Regions from separate parts of the Mus musculus genome. Here region 1 is linked to region 2. A link is a loop called in an ENCODE intact Hi-C map of the cell type or tissue named here. Cell type or tissue: left cerebral cortex. All regions are shown on one strand. Links, peaks and the distances in the headings refer to the core of each region. The heading gives the core; the rest is flanking DNA. Region 1 overlaps Akap13 (A kinase (PRKA) anchor protein 13). Region 2 overlaps Akap13 (A kinase (PRKA) anchor protein 13).

Region 1 (8,189 bases), core at 1,868-6,867, 49 kb after region 2:
AACAAAACTTTAAGTTATGTTAGTTGGGGTGCAAAATTAATACCTTGGCAGGAGTTGGTACTAAAACAGATTGGGTGCTGGAGCTGGCTTGTTTGTTTTAGAGCCCTTGTTGCTCTTGCAGGGGGCCTTGGTAGGGTTCTCAGCACTCACATGATGGCTCACAACCATCTGTAACTCCAGTTCCAGGGAATCTGACACTAGGTTAAAGGAGGTTAAAGGAGGTATTCAGAACAAGTAGAGAGTTTATTTTGTTTGCTGATTAATTTCTTTTCAGATAATTTATTAATAAGGTCTAACTACTAATACCATTTATTTATAGTGGCCAATACCCTTTTTCTTAATGCCTCTCTCCCTATCAGAAATTTATGGGATAATATATAATTTTATTAGTAAGTGGCTTCTGGGATTGGTGAAATGGCTCAATGAGTAAAGTCACTTGTGTAAGCCTGGCAGCCTGATTTTGATTCTCAGAACTCCTATAAAGGTGAGAAGAAAGAACCAGCTCCACAAATTTGATCAGACACACTATGGTATGTTCAACACACACATATGTAAACAGCAATACATTTTTAAAAACCTTTTGAACTTAGGCTACTTATACAGTTTAATCCGTTCCTTAGAATACGGTTCCTACCTGACAGCTCCTCTTCAGGCCCTAAGGTTCCCCACTATTACCTCTCTCTCTATCTCTGGCCCTCAGGTTCCCCACTATTACCCCCCTCTCTCTCTCTGTGTGTGTGTGTGTGTGTGTGTGTGTGTGTGAGAGAGAGAGAGAGAGAGAGAGAGAGAGAGAGAGAGAGAGAGAGAAGGGAGAAGAAGGAGGAGGAGTGGGGTGGGGGGAGAGAGATCCATTCACTTCCTGCAGCAACAATTATCCTGCAGTCATCTTGGTCTAAAATTTTTAATTGACAAATTCAAGAAATACCTTGTAAGTTTTAAATTTGTGTACTATTCAGTGGAGTTTGATAAAATTTTCATGCCATCATGCTTCATCCCACCCTATAGTCCCGACTGTCCTGGAAATCACCAGACCAGGATGGCCTGGAACTCACAGAGATCCACTTGCACCTGCCACTCAAGTTCTGGAATTAAAGTTCTGCACTAACACACCCTGAAGAAACACCCCTGCTGCTCTCATAATAAGGTTTAAAACCTATGCAGTGAGAAGGTAGTAGTCTGATTTCAGCAAACATGTTGTATTAGTAACGGTTCTCTAAAGGAATGGAACACATAGAACACACACACACACACACACACACACACACACACACACGCACACACACAGAGACTTTATTAGAGTGGTGTACAAGCTGTGGTCCAAGTAATCTAGCTATGGCTGTCTGTTGATGGAAAGGACAAAAATCTGGTAGTTGTTAAGTCCTAAGAGAGCTGCTGGCCTGCAGGCTACCTTGGTATTCTGACAGCAGAAGGTGGGACCCAGATTTAGGGTTGATCCTCTGACTTCAAGTAATCTGAATTTCAAATGGGTCTCCCACCTCAAATAGTCCAACCAAGAAAAATATTTTTGCTTGGTCTTAGTTAATTCTAGATGTCAAGTAGACAACCAAGGATTTATCCATCACAAATGTTTTGTTCCTTCAATTCTAAATTTGTAGGGATTTATCGTAATTAGTTGTTTTAGCACATATGTCTCCTTGAAGACTGGCTTAAAGTACTCTTTTTGATAAGATAAAAAACAACAATGCTCAGAAATAAGAATTGCAGCAACTAATATGCCACAATAGTGCTACAAATACTTTTCATACCTTAATCCATGTATTCTCATAACTTCTCCTATAGCTGGCTTTATTAGTTTTATTGCCATTTTATAGATTGGAAGCCATAATTTATTGACTCAAGGTAGTCTGGCTTCATTCAGCATTCATCTTGTCCCGTTCTGGCCTAACAGACTCTCAGTTCCTGGGTCATCCTGTGCTTCCTGTAGTGTGCTGTGAGCACTGGCATGTATTTCAGTTTGATGGCCATTACCCACTCTTTACCACTCTTTACTCGGTTGGTTGACTTTTTTTTTTTTAAGACATGGTCTCTTATAGCCTAAGCTGGCTTCAGGTTTTTTTATGCAGCTTATACTGACCTTAAACTTCTGGTCCCTTGTGTCACTACCCACAAGTGCTGGGTTTTAGGGATGTACTACCACACCTGGCTTTCCCGTTTTCAGTATGTGTTTGTATAGCAACTTCCTATGTACAGTCTTGGGATTTATTCTGGGAGTAAAAGTTTTGTTACACCTCTTGAAATTTTTCCAGAACATAGAAATACCTGTTTTGATTGGATACAATTACGGGGGCGCGTTCCTCATCCCTTTCTTCCCTCCAGCCTCTTCCAGACCCCTCTGCTCAAATGCATGGCCTCCTACATCTTATTGTTGTTGTTGCTATATATGTATGTAAACAAAACTATATAAGTAAAACCTTCAGAGTCAGTTGAGGGTTGCTTGTATGTATATGATTTCAGGACTAAGCATTTGGCATGGGATAACTTTATTTAGGGGGCCCTCTCTAAACAGTTGTTAATTGCCAGTGAATTTCCATCTAAGGTTGGAGCCCCATGAGATTTCTCCCATTCACCTTAGCATGTCAGTCGGTATTTTCATTGTTGTGGTATTGTCTAGGCAACACATTGTTGATGTTTTATGGACGCAATCCTCCTGTCACAAGACATACTCAGCAGACTTCCTGGTCCTCCGGCTCTTAACAGTCTTTCTGCCACAACAATGTTCCCTGAGTCCTGGGTGTGCAGTTGTCTTGTTGATGTTTCCATTTAAATTGGGCACCCCTCTTAGAGTTTCTTTTGCTGCAATGAAACACCATGTCCAAAGAGCAAATTGGGGAGGAAAAAAAAGTTTATTTGGCTTACACTTCTGTATTACTGTTCATTATAGAAGGAATTCAGAATAAGAACTCAAACAGGGCATGGAAGCAGGGGCTGATGCAGAGGCCATGGAGAGGTGGTGCTAACTGGCTTGCTCAGCCTGCTTTCTTATAGAACCCACAATAGGTTGTGCCCTCCCCCATTGATCACTAGTTGAAAAAAATGCCTTACAGCTGCATCTGATGGAGGCATTTCCTCAACTGAGGCTCCTTCCTCTCTGATGACTCTAGCTTGTGTTAAGTTGACACAAAGCCACCCAGTACAGCACCCCAGACCAGTTGTTCTCAGTATATTGACAATTGTGGCTTTCTGTAATGGACTTTGTTTTCTAGGAAAAAACAAAAAAACCCTCTGATGGCCAGTGAGAGCTATAATTATCTGAGGGTAATCCAAGTAAGTGTTTAGAATGCAGTTGGTACATATTGACTTAGGAAAGTGATGGTGGTAGGTTTCCCTCCAAGATCTGTGACCTCACTAGTTCTGGAGAGTTGGCTAGATTTATAGTACAGGCATTCTTTCTTAGTACAGACGCTCTTTCTTTCCTTTTTATTGAGCTGTCTTTAAGTCCAGTTAAACAGCTGGTGGCTAAGATGAAAGTGCCTTGCTGGTCATTGTTGTGAATGATAAATGTCACAGCTGTGCAAGGCTATTGATTGCTTTGCTCCCTTGGCACCTCTGATGGTGTCTCCCCATATTATGAATGCTAGTCTACAGGGAGTAGATGTTCAGATCGCTTCCAGTGTGAGAATCAGTTTTTGTTTGGGGGACACATAAATACTGACATAAACCTGACAGGAAAGTCCTACAGTGGGTTTTTGATATTGTTTCTCCCACAGCGGACTTTTCTTTTTTGCTTTGTCTTTTGAACCTTGATTTAAAAAAAAAAAAAAAAAGAGCAAGCTGTACTTCTGCGCTCTGGAAAGCATGACTGTACTGTGGTGAGTTCGCTGGGAGTGATGAGGAAGGTCTTCCATGGGAAGCTGAATCATTTCTTGGCTTCTCTTACAGAATGACTGTACCAGAGTTATTCCTTCTTGCTGTGAAGAGAAAAATCAGAGGAACAAGTCATCTCCTAAAGTAATACGCACTGCTTTTATATTGGGATTCAATTTTTCCTAAACTTACGGTTATTTTGAAGTTTTTATTTCAGGGGAGGGGTTGTCTGTTCATACCTTTCAAACTTCAACTTTTCATTTGTTTATGCTAGCACAGATGTGCGCACCTTCTCTCTCTCTCTCTCTCTCTCTCTCTCTCTCTCTCTCTCTCTCTGCGTGTGTGTGTGTGTGTGTGTGTGTATGTGTATGTATGCGTGCGCGCAGTCACAGGCTTCTGCAGATTCTATTTCCCCTCCCATTCCCATGACTAGCTTCTATGTGAATCCTAGGGATCCAAACTCAGTTTGTCCAGCTTGTGGGGCAAGTGCTTTTTACCAAGTCATCTTTCAAGCCCCAGTCCTGACATCCTTGAATTGTTTAATAACTAAATTTGGTCAGCTATTAAGGGAGTTTTAGGATTATGATACAGTAGTGAACAAAGACATAATCTGTCACCATCTGGCCTATGTGCCTTAAAGTGCGTTGGGCACTATAAAGAAAAAGTAAATGCTATTGATTTTAAAGTGATCATCTTCTACTTAGAGGCAGATCAAGCAGGCAGTACCCGTGATTATAGGGGAAGCCACCATAGAGCCAGTGCCATAGTACTTCAAAGAAGAGCTGTAGGAATGACTATGGATAAAGAGATCTGAGTTCATAAAGTGAGATTTGAGGGGTAAATGTTGGTAAAGGCATACCAACATCCAAAAGATGTTGGGAAAAGAGGGATGATCCTAGAAGTTAAAGTGAGCTGGGAAATTAAAGTAGGGCAAACTGCATCATAATCTTGGAACTTGGAGACACCAGCTTTTTATACATTGACCTTGCAGAGAGTAGTGGAAAATGAGTTGCAATGAAGAGTGTGGGCAGTATGAAGCTTGTGGTACACACACAGAGACAGAGAGAGAACCTCTGTGCCAGCACATCCTGGTCACGAAGGAATTCAGATAGGACTCAGTTCCCCTGTAATACCTTTCCTCCCTTTCCTTGTTTCTGTCAGGCATTCTGGTCACTGATGCGGAGGTAGCTTCATGTCCCGTGAAACATTTACACTGCCAAGTCCATCTCACTCACACTCTTCCTCTTTCTCAGCATTTGACACTACTTACTGGTCCTGCTGGGAGGTACTTTTTTTCTTTGAATTTTCTCGATTTCTTATCTGTGTTTTGATTTCCAGATCTGTATACCTAATTCTTAAGCATTCTCCCAATTTCTAGACATAAACATTAGTTCTGCCACTTACCACACAGCTTGTCTTGGACATCTCTGTAATCTAGTCCTAAATGTACCTAATCTCTCCTGCTGTCAATTCCTCTACTGAATGCCTCCTTTTAATTCATTGTCCAAGCAGACATCTAGTCAAATATGACCCTTAAAGTGCTCTTCCCTCTCTGACTCTCAGTGTCCAGAATCCTATTCTTGTTAAGATTTTAACCCTTCTCTTACTCTCCACCCACTTGAATGGAAACCACTGCTCCTTTTTTTTTTTTTTTCCATTTTTTATTAGGTATTTCGCTCATTTACATTTGCAATGCTATACCAAAAGTCCCCCATACCCACCCACCCCCTCTCCCCTACCCACCCACTCCCCTTTTATGGCCCTGGCGTTCCCCTGTACTGGGGCATATAAAGTTTGCGTGTCCAATGGGCCTCTCTTTCCAGTGATGGCCGACTAGGCCATCTTTTGATGCATATGCAGCTAGAGTCAAGAGCTCCGGGGTATTGGTTAGTTCATAATGTTGTTCCACCTATAGGGTTGCAGATCCCTTTAGCTTCTTTGGTACTTTCTCTAGCTCCTTCATTGGGGGCCATGTGATCCATCCAATAGCCGACTGTGAGCATCCACTTCTATGTTTGCTAGGCCCAGGCATACTCTGACAAGAGACAGCTATATCAGGGTCCTTTCAGCATAATCTTGCTAGTGTATGCAATGGTGTCAGCATTTGGAAGCTGATTATGGGATGGATCCCCGGATATGGTAGTGTCTACATGGTCCATCCTTTTATCTCAGCTCCAAACTTTGTCTCTGTAACTCCTTCCAAGGGTGTTTTGTTCCCACTTCTAAGGAGGGGCATAGTGTTCACACTTCAGTCTTCATTTTTCTTGAGTTTCATGTGTTTAAGAAATTGTATCTTATATCTTGGGTATCTTAGGTTTTGGGCTAATATCCACTTATCAGTGAGTACATATTGTGTGAGTTCCTTTGTGAATGTGTTACCTCACTCAGGATGATGCCCTCCAGGTCCATCCATTTGGCTAGGAATTTCATAAATTCATTCTTTTTAATAGCTGAGTAGTACTCCATTGTGTAGATGTACCACATTTTCTGTATCCATTCCTCTGTTGAGGGGCATCTGGGTTCCTTCCAGCTTCTGGCTATTATAAATAAGGCTGCTATGAACATAGTGGAGCATGTGTCCTTCTTACCAGTTGGGGCATCTTCTGGATATATGCCCAGGAGAGGTATTGCTGGATCCTCCGGTAGTACTATATCCAGTTTTCTGAGGAACCGCCAGACTGATTTCCAGAGTGGTTGTACAAGCCTGCAATCCCACCAACAATGGAGGAGTGTTCCTCTTTCTCCACATCCACGCCAGCATCTGCTGTCACCTGAATTTTTGATCTTAGCCATTCTGACTGGTGTGAGGTGGAATCTCATGGTTGTTTTGATTTGCATTTCCCTGATGATTAAGGATGTTGAGCATTTTTTCAGGTGCTTCTCTGCCATTCGGTATTCCTCAGGTGAGAATTCTTTGTTCAGTTCTGAGCCCCATTTTTTAATGGGGTTATTTGATTTTCTGAAGTCCACCTTCTTGAGTTCTTTATATATGTTGGATATTAGTCCCCTATCTGATTTAGGATAGGTAAAGATCCTTTCCCAATCTGTTGGTGGTCTTTTTGTCTTATTGACGGTGTCTTTTGCCTTGCAGAAACTTTGGAGTTTCATTAGGTCCCATTTGTCAATTCTCGATCTTACAGAGCAAGCCATTGCTGTTCTGTTCAGGAATTTTTCCCCTGTACCCATATCTTCAAGGCTTTTCCCCACTTTCTCCTCTATAAGTTTCAGTGTCTCTGGTTTTATGTGAAGTTCCTTGATCTACTTAGATTTGACCTTAGTACAAGGAGATAAGTATGGATCGATTCGCATTCTTCTACATGATAACAACCAGTTGTGCCAGCACCAATTGTTGAAAATGCTGTCTTTCTTCCACTGGATGGTTTTAGCTCCCTTGTCGAAGATCAAGTGACCATAGGTGTGTGGGTTCACCACTGCTCCTTTGATCTGCTGTCTTTCCTCTGCCTGCTATAGCAGCTTTGCACTTAGCATTCCTAGCCCTAGTGTATCACTGTGTATGCAAACAGCAAAACAAAAACAGAACTGTTGTGCAATGCATTGGAAAGGACTAAAGTGTGGAGAAAGCATGCCCTTCTTATTATTAACACCTTAGAGGGGAAACAGAATGGAAGTATATTGTTTGTGCTTGTTTTGTTGGAATAAAAGTTCTTAGTTACTGAAGCCAGATGTCTTCATCTGAGAAGAAATTCTTGTCACCATCACCACTGAGATGGGTGGGGGTAAGAGGTGGAAAGAATAGGTTTTGCTTTGTTTTGGCCAGTGCAAGACTGCCCTTGTGTGATACTCTCTTGATCAGGCCTCAAAGGAACACTGCTGGAAAATTAAAAAGTAGCAGTAAATAGTTGAGATCACAAATTCACAAATGTCTGTTACCATACCTGGCCACCTTATTGGTCTTTCTTGGAACAAACATACACACACACACACACACACACACACACACACACATACACACACACAGAGAGGGAGGGAGACGGAGGGGAGACAGAGAGAGAGAGAGAGAGAGAGAGAGAGAGTGATTGATTGATTGATTGATTGATTGATTTCTTAGTGAACAAGAGACATAGCCAAGCATTCTACCAGTATCATCTTGCTTCAGGAAACTTGTTCTACAGACTAAACTATCAGGTTTTCCCATTGAAATTCTGTTATTCTCTTTTTCTTCCCTCTTCTCTCTCTCCCTCCTTTTTTCTCTCCTTCCTGACTTTTTCCTCTCGTTATCTCTTCCCTTTCTTTCATTCTTCCCTTTTTTCCTTCATTTTTTTTCTTCTTTTTAAAAATTTTTAAGGCACGCTGATCTTGAACTCCTGCTCCTCCAGTCTGCAGCTCCTCAATGCTGGCATTAC
Region 2 (8,189 bases), core at 1,905-6,904:
ATAGTTGCAATCAGTTTAACTCTCAGATAGAATAGGCCCATTAAATATTGGCTGTACATAAAGCAAGGAGAAACACATCCTAGTGAATAGGTCCATATTGAAAATGAGTTGTGTCTTTGAGGGTGGCAACCACACCCACAGCTTTGGTAGAGGGAATGATGACAGACTTAAGATGAATTTCCTAAACACAGGCACTCGTTATCACTGGTTGATTGGTTAGTAGATACTCAACCTTAACCACATGGTTGATTTAGTTCCCACAGCCCTTTTAGGATGTTCCATAGCTTTCCATATAAAGTCCGTCCTTGTTATACTAGTCTCTGTGTATTTTTCTAGCTGTCTTCTTTGCTAAAATAGAAAATGTAGACAGATTGCTTTGGATTTTTCACTGTCTTGCAAAGGATTGATAACTGTGGGCTTCTATGACAGACAGTGCCTACCTACCTACCTACCTACCTACCTACCTACCTACCAGCAGCAAGGCTTAAACTCTGAAAGGATTGCTGCCTCCAAGGCCTGTTGCTGTCACAGTTCTTCTCATTCTTCCTCAGAGCCCTGCTCTGCCTGTTAAGGACGTTTCCATCTCTCATGCAGTGTAAAGATGACTGCTTCTTGTGGGTCTGCAGATTTATTTATAGGCCAGAAGTACACAGGGTGGTGACTTTGGAATCTCACAGCTACAGGTTCAAACAGTGCTCCGAGGTGGGCTTGGTGGGTTCATTGGTGGGATGGAACAGAACATACAGTCCTTGATTATTACACTATCCAAACACTCTCACAGCCGTTTATTCAGGAAACATCACTCGAAAAAGATTAAAATCTTCTAACAGACCCCTTGTGGTTGAATGCCTTTTGGGTACTTCAGCTTTCTTGCAGCTCTGGGCAGCTCTATGAAAGTGCCTCCACCATGAAAGCAGACAGCAGTTGGAGCTTACAGCCCTTTCTGCTCTCCTCCTCTGTAGTTTAACCAAGCCACGATAGTGTGGTTGGTACCATTTGAATCTAGACTGCTCTACATTTTTTGAGTGATATTTTTAAGGTTATGGAACCTGCAGGAGCTTGGACCTGGCTGGTAGGAGAGGTCACCAGGGGCAGGTTGTTGGAGTTGATACCTCCTCCTTCCAGCCCAGTTCTAAACTGCTGCTCTGGGTGGTGCCATGTGAATAAGCTTTGGCTACATCCTTGCACTGCTGTTTTCCCCTGCTGTCATTGAATGGAATTTCTGATACCAAGAGCAAAACAGAGCCTTCCTTCCTTCCTTAGTTGTTTCTGTCAGGTATTTTGATCACAACTTTGGGAGAAATAACTAATACAGCAGTCAAAAAGAAACTCAACCAAAACTTGGGGCCCTAAGTGTACCTGCAGGAGAAACAACTAGGAGGACAAAAACAAAAAGGAAGCTGCTGGAAATGGCACACGAACGTGCTGATTCCCTTGATACAGTTACATCCCTGTTGTGATGAAGGACCCAGATGACAATGTAGGAAATATAGCTAACAACCTAAAAGAAAGTTGACGCTGAGGAGGTGGTTTGGGGTAAAAATGTTGCTGTACAAGCATGGCAATCTAAGTTTGGGTCCCCGCACCCTGTAAAAAGCCAAGTGTAGTGGCTTCCATTTCAAACACCAGTGCTGGGTGGTGGAGACAGACCCTGGGAGCTCCCTGGTCACCACTCCCACAAGCGCCTCCAACCTACCCCACAAAAGTTTGATAACTCTCCAAGTACAGAAGAACACCAAGAATCATGGGCTGGGGAACCAGCAAATGGAAATTATGAATTCTGAAACTTGAGAGGAGGAGGAGGAGCAGTCTGGGAGGTAGAGGTTAATGGCAGAGCTCCATGCTGTGAGAGCAAAGCAGCCTGGGTAAAAGTCCACTTACATTGCTAACTTTGCCCTCTTTTGAACCTAATTCACATGACTTTAATTTACATGAAGACACAGTAAAATATGAAAAAGTGTGGATGGTTATTTAACCAATCTGAGATATAAATACGAAGTGGTTTTACTCAAAAATAAAATGGAACACCACATGACAGCTGTATTGTAAATCTCAGAAAAGATGAAAGTAGCCTTATGTAGCATTTCACTTATATGAACTTTTCAAATAGGCAAAAAGCATGAAAAACTCAAAGTAGTGGTTGGCTTTAGTAATGAAGCCCTGACCAGAAAAGGGCATAAAGGAACTTTGTGTGATGTTCATAATGTTCTACATTTTGATGGGAGTTTGACAATCCAGGTGTCAAATGGGCTAGAGGTGGTGGTACTTGCCTTTAATCCCAGCACACGACAAGCAGAAGCAGCCAGATCTCTCTGAGTTTCAAGGCCAGACTGGTCTTTATAGCGAGTTCTAGGACAGGCAGAACTACATAGTGAGACCTTGTCTCAAAAGAGTATCAAATGTTATACTTGTATTTTCCTGTATCTTAGTCATTTAATTCCCATATTGAATTCTAGTTGATGGTACCCATCAAGTTAGTCTGGTGTCTTCAGCTCCCTTTGAATGAGTAAATACTTGAAGAATAAATACTTGATAAAGCAAATACATTGATAGAATATTTATTGTAGGACATAAGTTGTTGAATATCTGATGAATGCATTGTTCTTCCAAATTACATGTGCTTTAAATGCTAATAGAAGATGGGGAGTGGGGCTGAAAGCAGCCGCATTGGGCTTTGGGCTTTATGGTAACTCGCCTTATGGTGACTCAGAACAAAGGAACTTAAAAGAGTAGAGGCTGGAAAGGAAGCTACTTTAAGGACATAATACCTGATAAGGCTGGACTTAACCAGCTCTGGAAAAAACATACCCACATATTTCCTGGTCTGTAAGTGCTTAGCACTTTGGTGTTTTGATAAGGTTGTCAGGATGTTTGTGAGAGGCATAAAGCACAAGTCAGAAGTATTTAATACTGATGAGAGTTTTTTCTGCCTTTTCTCTAAGTCTTGCCACTTCTTCAGAGGCTATATTTATTAAAGCTTTATGATTGGAAACATAATTATTTCTTCAAGGACATTATTTTCTCTGGTTTCTTGTGGGAGTAAGGTTTAGTTCTTAAGAATCCTGAGAATCAAACCCAGCCCCCATGTTTGCTCAGCAAGTGTTCTGTTCTTGAGCAGTCCCCTGCACCCCTGCCCCATCCCTGAAGCATTGATTTTAGTCTCCATTTGTGCTTGAACACATAGCAAATCTTGAGTTGATCCATGCATAAATAGGATTTGGGAGAGAAACATGAAAGACCATTTGCTTTTAATGAAATTTATATTGGTCACAGGCAAGTGACATTAGGAAACAGTGAGTTCGGGACTGGATAAATATCTCCGTGATTAAGAACTGGTAGAGGACCTGCGTTCAGTTCCCAACACTCAAGTCAAGGTGCTCACAGCTCCCTGGAACTCCAGCTCCCTCTTCTCTCAGATACTGCACTGTCGTGAAAAGTCCCCCAGCCCCAAAGAAATGAAATCTCTTTTTAAAAATTATTTTTAAAAAATGCACCTCATTGTTCACTCCTGTTGTGATATTCACATATAGAAGAATCTGACAAAAGGAAAACACTAGGTTCATCCAAGAAGTCTAGAATGCTTTGGCCCTAGGACCTGCCCTCACACAAGACAATGAGCTAGGAAAAGGGTGTTGCTAGTGAAGTTAGCATGTACTTCGAAGCCCAAGAACAGGGCCAGAGGCAGAGAAAGGGTGAAGGACCCTACAGCCAGGCGTTAGTCTAGCATTTCACCTACCCTTCTCTGTTACAGCAGCTCTCAGTGAGGGGATGGTGGCTTGCTCACGGGAATATGAAAGTGAAGCTCTGAGAAGCAAGTGAGCCATGCCTAGTCACTTCTATGATTAAGGCCAGGCCTGGACCCACTTTTGCCTGATCTGAAGCCCTTTCTTGTCCTACCCACACTCTTAGTGACCCAGTATGCCAAGAAGGATCCCTCATTTCTAGTGAACTCAGCCCAAGCACTTGTTTTCTCGCCGAAAGTTATTAGTGTAGTCTTACAGTTCATCCCATTGTACCTGAAGATTCATTTCGTTTTCTCATTAAGCAAACACAAGGTTGGTAGTGCCAGAAATTCGATATGCCCTTAGTGTGAGGGACTAAAGACCTGTATGTACTTAACAAGTCTAACCTGTTTGTAGTGTTTAACTAGCCAATTCCTGTCTGAGCGTTCTTTAAAAAGTAATTATACCCTTCAGATTATACCCATTTGAGTCCTGAAAACTGTTCACCTTAGATCCAAGGAACTGCATTTACTTCTATTATTGTTGTCGTTTTTTTGTTTTTGTTTTGTTTTTGGTTTTGTTTGTTTGTTTGTTTGTTTGTTTTTTAATGGAAGGAGCATAGTGGGGACACCTGTATTAACCTCTCTGAAAAAGCACAGCTATGGCTTGGTTCTCTATGTGCGTATTTGTCTGCTGTTGAAGATTTTGTGTCACAATTTTTTTCTAGCTTTATTTTTGCCTTTACTTGAAAGGCGATTTTTACCTGGAATAAAGTTGTTGGCTGCATGTTACAGATGACCTTCACGGTGCTAGATACTTGAAGGCAACAGTGTGTCTGCCTAGACTGGTCTTCTATTGCCAGTGGGGTTTGGCTCTTTGTTGGTGGTGGTTGTTACAGGCTTTAATTTTCATGCTCTTCCCCCGTTCACAGACGGTGGCCCTCGGGAAACCCTGATGCACTTTGCTGTGCGGCTGGGACTGCTGCGGTTGACATGGTTCCTGTTACAGAAGCCAGGTGGCCGTGGAGCTCTCAGCATCCACAACAAGGAAGGGGCAACGCCTGTGAGCCTGGCACTGGAGCGAGGTTATCACGAACTTCACCAGCTTCTGACTGAGTGAGTGTCTCTTCCCGGTCCCCTCTTGTCAGTCTCCACCCCACATTTCAGAGCAGTACAGCCCACTGGCTCTGCACCTCGCCTGTGCTGCAGGAGGGCTGGAAGCTTGCTCCTGCCAACTGCTTCGTTGTAGGAGCCCCGCGTGAGTCATGTTACCACTTTTCTTTCTCTTGTCTCTGTTTTCACTGCTTCTTGCCACTGTCTTTTATTGAGAACGCAATGGCATCTTGTCCGTGGAGGTAGTGTAATGTTACTAATGTATAGATTATATGACCGAGTAGAGGAAGAAACAAGTTTTCCTGTGATACGTTTTGTTTTTTTCCTGTAATGTCTTCAGGACATGAACAAGATAATTAGAAGTTAATAGTTAGGTATTGTAATTGTATATAAAATATGGTAAAAGTTGAATTTTGGTTTGAATGCGATTTCTGTGCATAAAGTTAAGAGAAGTAGTTTCTTATGAGTACAGTTAAAAGCAGTTACATTGTTGTAGAAGTATGCAGTAGGAAATCCTGTTTGTCTTTGGGGTCAGTTCTGTGTTTCTTTAAAGCCTCCTGTGGAGGAAGACTACTAGTCAAAACATTGAAGAATGTGTTTTTCCTTTATAAATAAAGGAATAAATGCTTGACAGTAGCCAATGCTTCTTCGTTGGAATATTTTCTTGCTTAGTATATTTTTACTAGTTTTATGATCATGATTTTTCTATCATGTGAGCCAAAACTGTATTGGTTCCCTGTTTCTCCTATTGAGGGATCCTTGTAAACTCAGGCAGTATTTCCAGAGTCCCACATATTATCCTTTGCTTGAGTCAAACTTCATGTAGTTGGATATCCATGTCATTGTTAATCACATGTGAACAAGGTAATCAGGAAGGACCAGGACGAGGACTCTAGAATTTAAGACAGCTTACAGTTATATAAGCGGAACTCTTTTTGTTGTTGTTGTTGCTCCTGTTGTTTGTTGCACTTGCTGGGCTTATAGCTTTCCCAGTCAAGCCAGGCAGAAACGTCGTTGCAGACAGCTTTGCAATGAGAGGTGCTGAGATGCAACAGTGGAAAGAAGGGCACTCTTCATCTTGGATGAGCTTTGGACACCTGAGCTCTCACATTCCAGAATGTAGTCTATTCTGTTCCTCCATGCTTACCTTCTGGCCTGTGATCAGTTTCATTCTGTGGTTTGCCTCATGGTTTCAGAGAGGGCTGCATTGTTCTAAAAATTAAAACAATTAACTCAGAACAGCTATTACTATTTTCAAAGGCAGTTCCTCCGGATTTGATGTTACAGCTGGGTGTTTGCTGGGAAGTGGAGCTTGTTATGGACTGCCGTCCAAATGGGGAAATAAGGTGGTTGCAACAGCTTCATTATATGTTTAGACCTGGGTGTCACAAGATGGTTATTGTAGCATGATTTGAAATTTGGGATATAATTATTCTTGGAGATTTTTACTTTAAAACTGAAGGTCACTAATGATTCATCTTACAGGGGAAGGTGAGGGGAAGTCCAGCCGAGAGATGAAGTAGAGGATGGTGTTGAGAGCATGCGCGCTTACTGCAGGTGCCTCTGCCTTAGTGAATTCCTCTGGGTAGTCACTGGTTTAAAGCCAAGGAAAGTGCTGAGTCACAGCTGCCCAGAGAAAAAGTAGATGTGGTTCTCCTTATTCTCTGTCGTAGTTGAATACCAGTAGGCTTTGCTAGAATTTAGCCATGATGGTAGGTCGGGAGAAATCATTTTTTTCTCTGTGTTGTGGGACTCATTCTGTCTGTCTGTCTGTCTGTCTGTCTGTCTGTCAATCTGTCTCTGTGTCTCTCTTGTATTGTACTCTTTTGGCCAAATTTGGTTACATAACTCACAGTGTTATATAACTATCACTACTATCGATTTCTAGAACCTACCATGAACTCACATAGGAACCCTGTACCCATGAAACACTAGCTCTGTATTCACTCTGTCCCCACCCCCTGGTAACCTCTGTTCTTCTTTCTTTCTCCAAGAATCCCCATTCTGAATACCTCACATAAGCAGAAGGTAGAACATTTATCCTTCCACACCTAGTTTCTTTAATATCATGTAATATCCTTAAGATTCAACTGTCAGGTGAGCATGGTAGCACACAAATTGAATTCCAGCACTTGGGAGGCAGTGGATCTCTATGAGTTTGAGGCACCCTGGTCTATATAGGTTGCTCTAGAATAGCCAGGGCTATGTAGAGAGACCCTAGCTCAAAACCAAAAATGATTCAGCTGTGTTATCAGAATAATGTTATATATTTTAAGATTCCAAAAGAGATTTAAATGTTCTCATAATGGATAAGATGATGGGTATGTTAAGGGGGTTGATTTATACTGTATATACCTGTCAAAATAATCACACCATAAGTATGCAGGGTTGTTTTTTTGTTTTGTTTTGTTTTTAATGTCAGTTTTTTAAAGGCCCAAATAAAGTTAAAAGGCAGAAGAGAAGTAACCTGAATTTTGGTCAACAGATGAATAAACAAAGTGTGTACATTAGAGAGGAATCAGGCAAATTAACTGGACTATGGTAAGAGGTGGTAAGTCTGAAATGAGTGACAAATCTCTTAACAGACTGTTCATTGCTCTTTCTGCTTGTGGGGTCCTTGTGGGAGTCTGAGGGGGAGATCTGTACTCTTTCAAATACAGAGAACGTACGGACTTTCCTGAGGAAAGGGTTTGTTTTAGAAGACTCATTCGTAAAAGTTTTTTTGAAAGTTAAGAACTGCCGACTCACATCTCTCCAGTATGTACTAAAATCATTAGATATTGGATGACTTGCCTGTCTTTCCCTCACATTTTAATTTTCTTCCTCATAGGTCTGATTCATGCTGTCTCCTTCTCTGTCCCTCATTCTTTTTCTTTCCCCTTCCTTTTGTGGTACTGAGGGGCTGAGCCCAGGGCTTTAGGAATGGTCCACTTGTACCTTTTACTACTGAGCTGCACTCTTAGCTCTTTGGGGCATATATGTAGAATACTTACCAATGGAGGGCAGAGGCCAACACAGGGTGACTTCCTCTATTGCTCCACCTGAAAGGTTTTTGTTTTGTCCTAAAACAAGAGCATTGTTTGGTTGGTTGGTTGGTTGAATGGTTGGTTGGTTTTAGCTAGACTGCCTGAGCAGCACCCTGATTCTCTTGTCTCCACCCCCTAGCACTAGGGCGATGTGTCTAGTCTACCATGGCTAACATTTTATGTGGGTGCTAGAAATAGGAACTCGGATCTTTTGCTTGCACAAGTACATGACTGAAACATCTCTCAGCCAAAGCCTACCTCTTTCATCACATCTCTGAGGAGGGGTTATGCACCTACGAGAAAAAAACCAAACAACTAAATAGCTATTT

What was found. Peaks named below come from ENCODE experiments on the same cell type or tissue, not always from the same donor. Only the 100,000 strongest peaks of a DNase experiment are listed, where the experiment ranks them.
Region 1: it touches region 2 in a loop (7-fold over the local background); 2 of 42 quality-filtered maps call a loop at or near these places.

What each region holds. Positions count from the first base shown.
Region 1 is chr7:75,630,466-75,638,654 of GRCm38, forward strand. The region is part of intron 8 of Akap13 (A kinase (PRKA) anchor protein 13); the gene reads left to right. Among named protein-coding and RNA genes, the nearest start is that of AU020206, 150 kb to the right of the region's middle. In left cerebral cortex, for the core only: no CTCF peak of the experiment used is centred there; a DNase peak (open chromatin) is centred at 3,868.
Region 2 is chr7:75,581,504-75,589,692 of GRCm38, forward strand. It overlaps Akap13 (A kinase (PRKA) anchor protein 13), which reads left to right. Exons shown (of 37, transcript NM_029332.1): 5 at 4,654-4,837. Among named protein-coding and RNA genes, the nearest start is that of Akap13, 130 kb to the left of the region's middle. In left cerebral cortex, for the core only: no CTCF peak of the experiment used is centred there; DNase peaks (open chromatin) are centred at 4,957 and 6,443.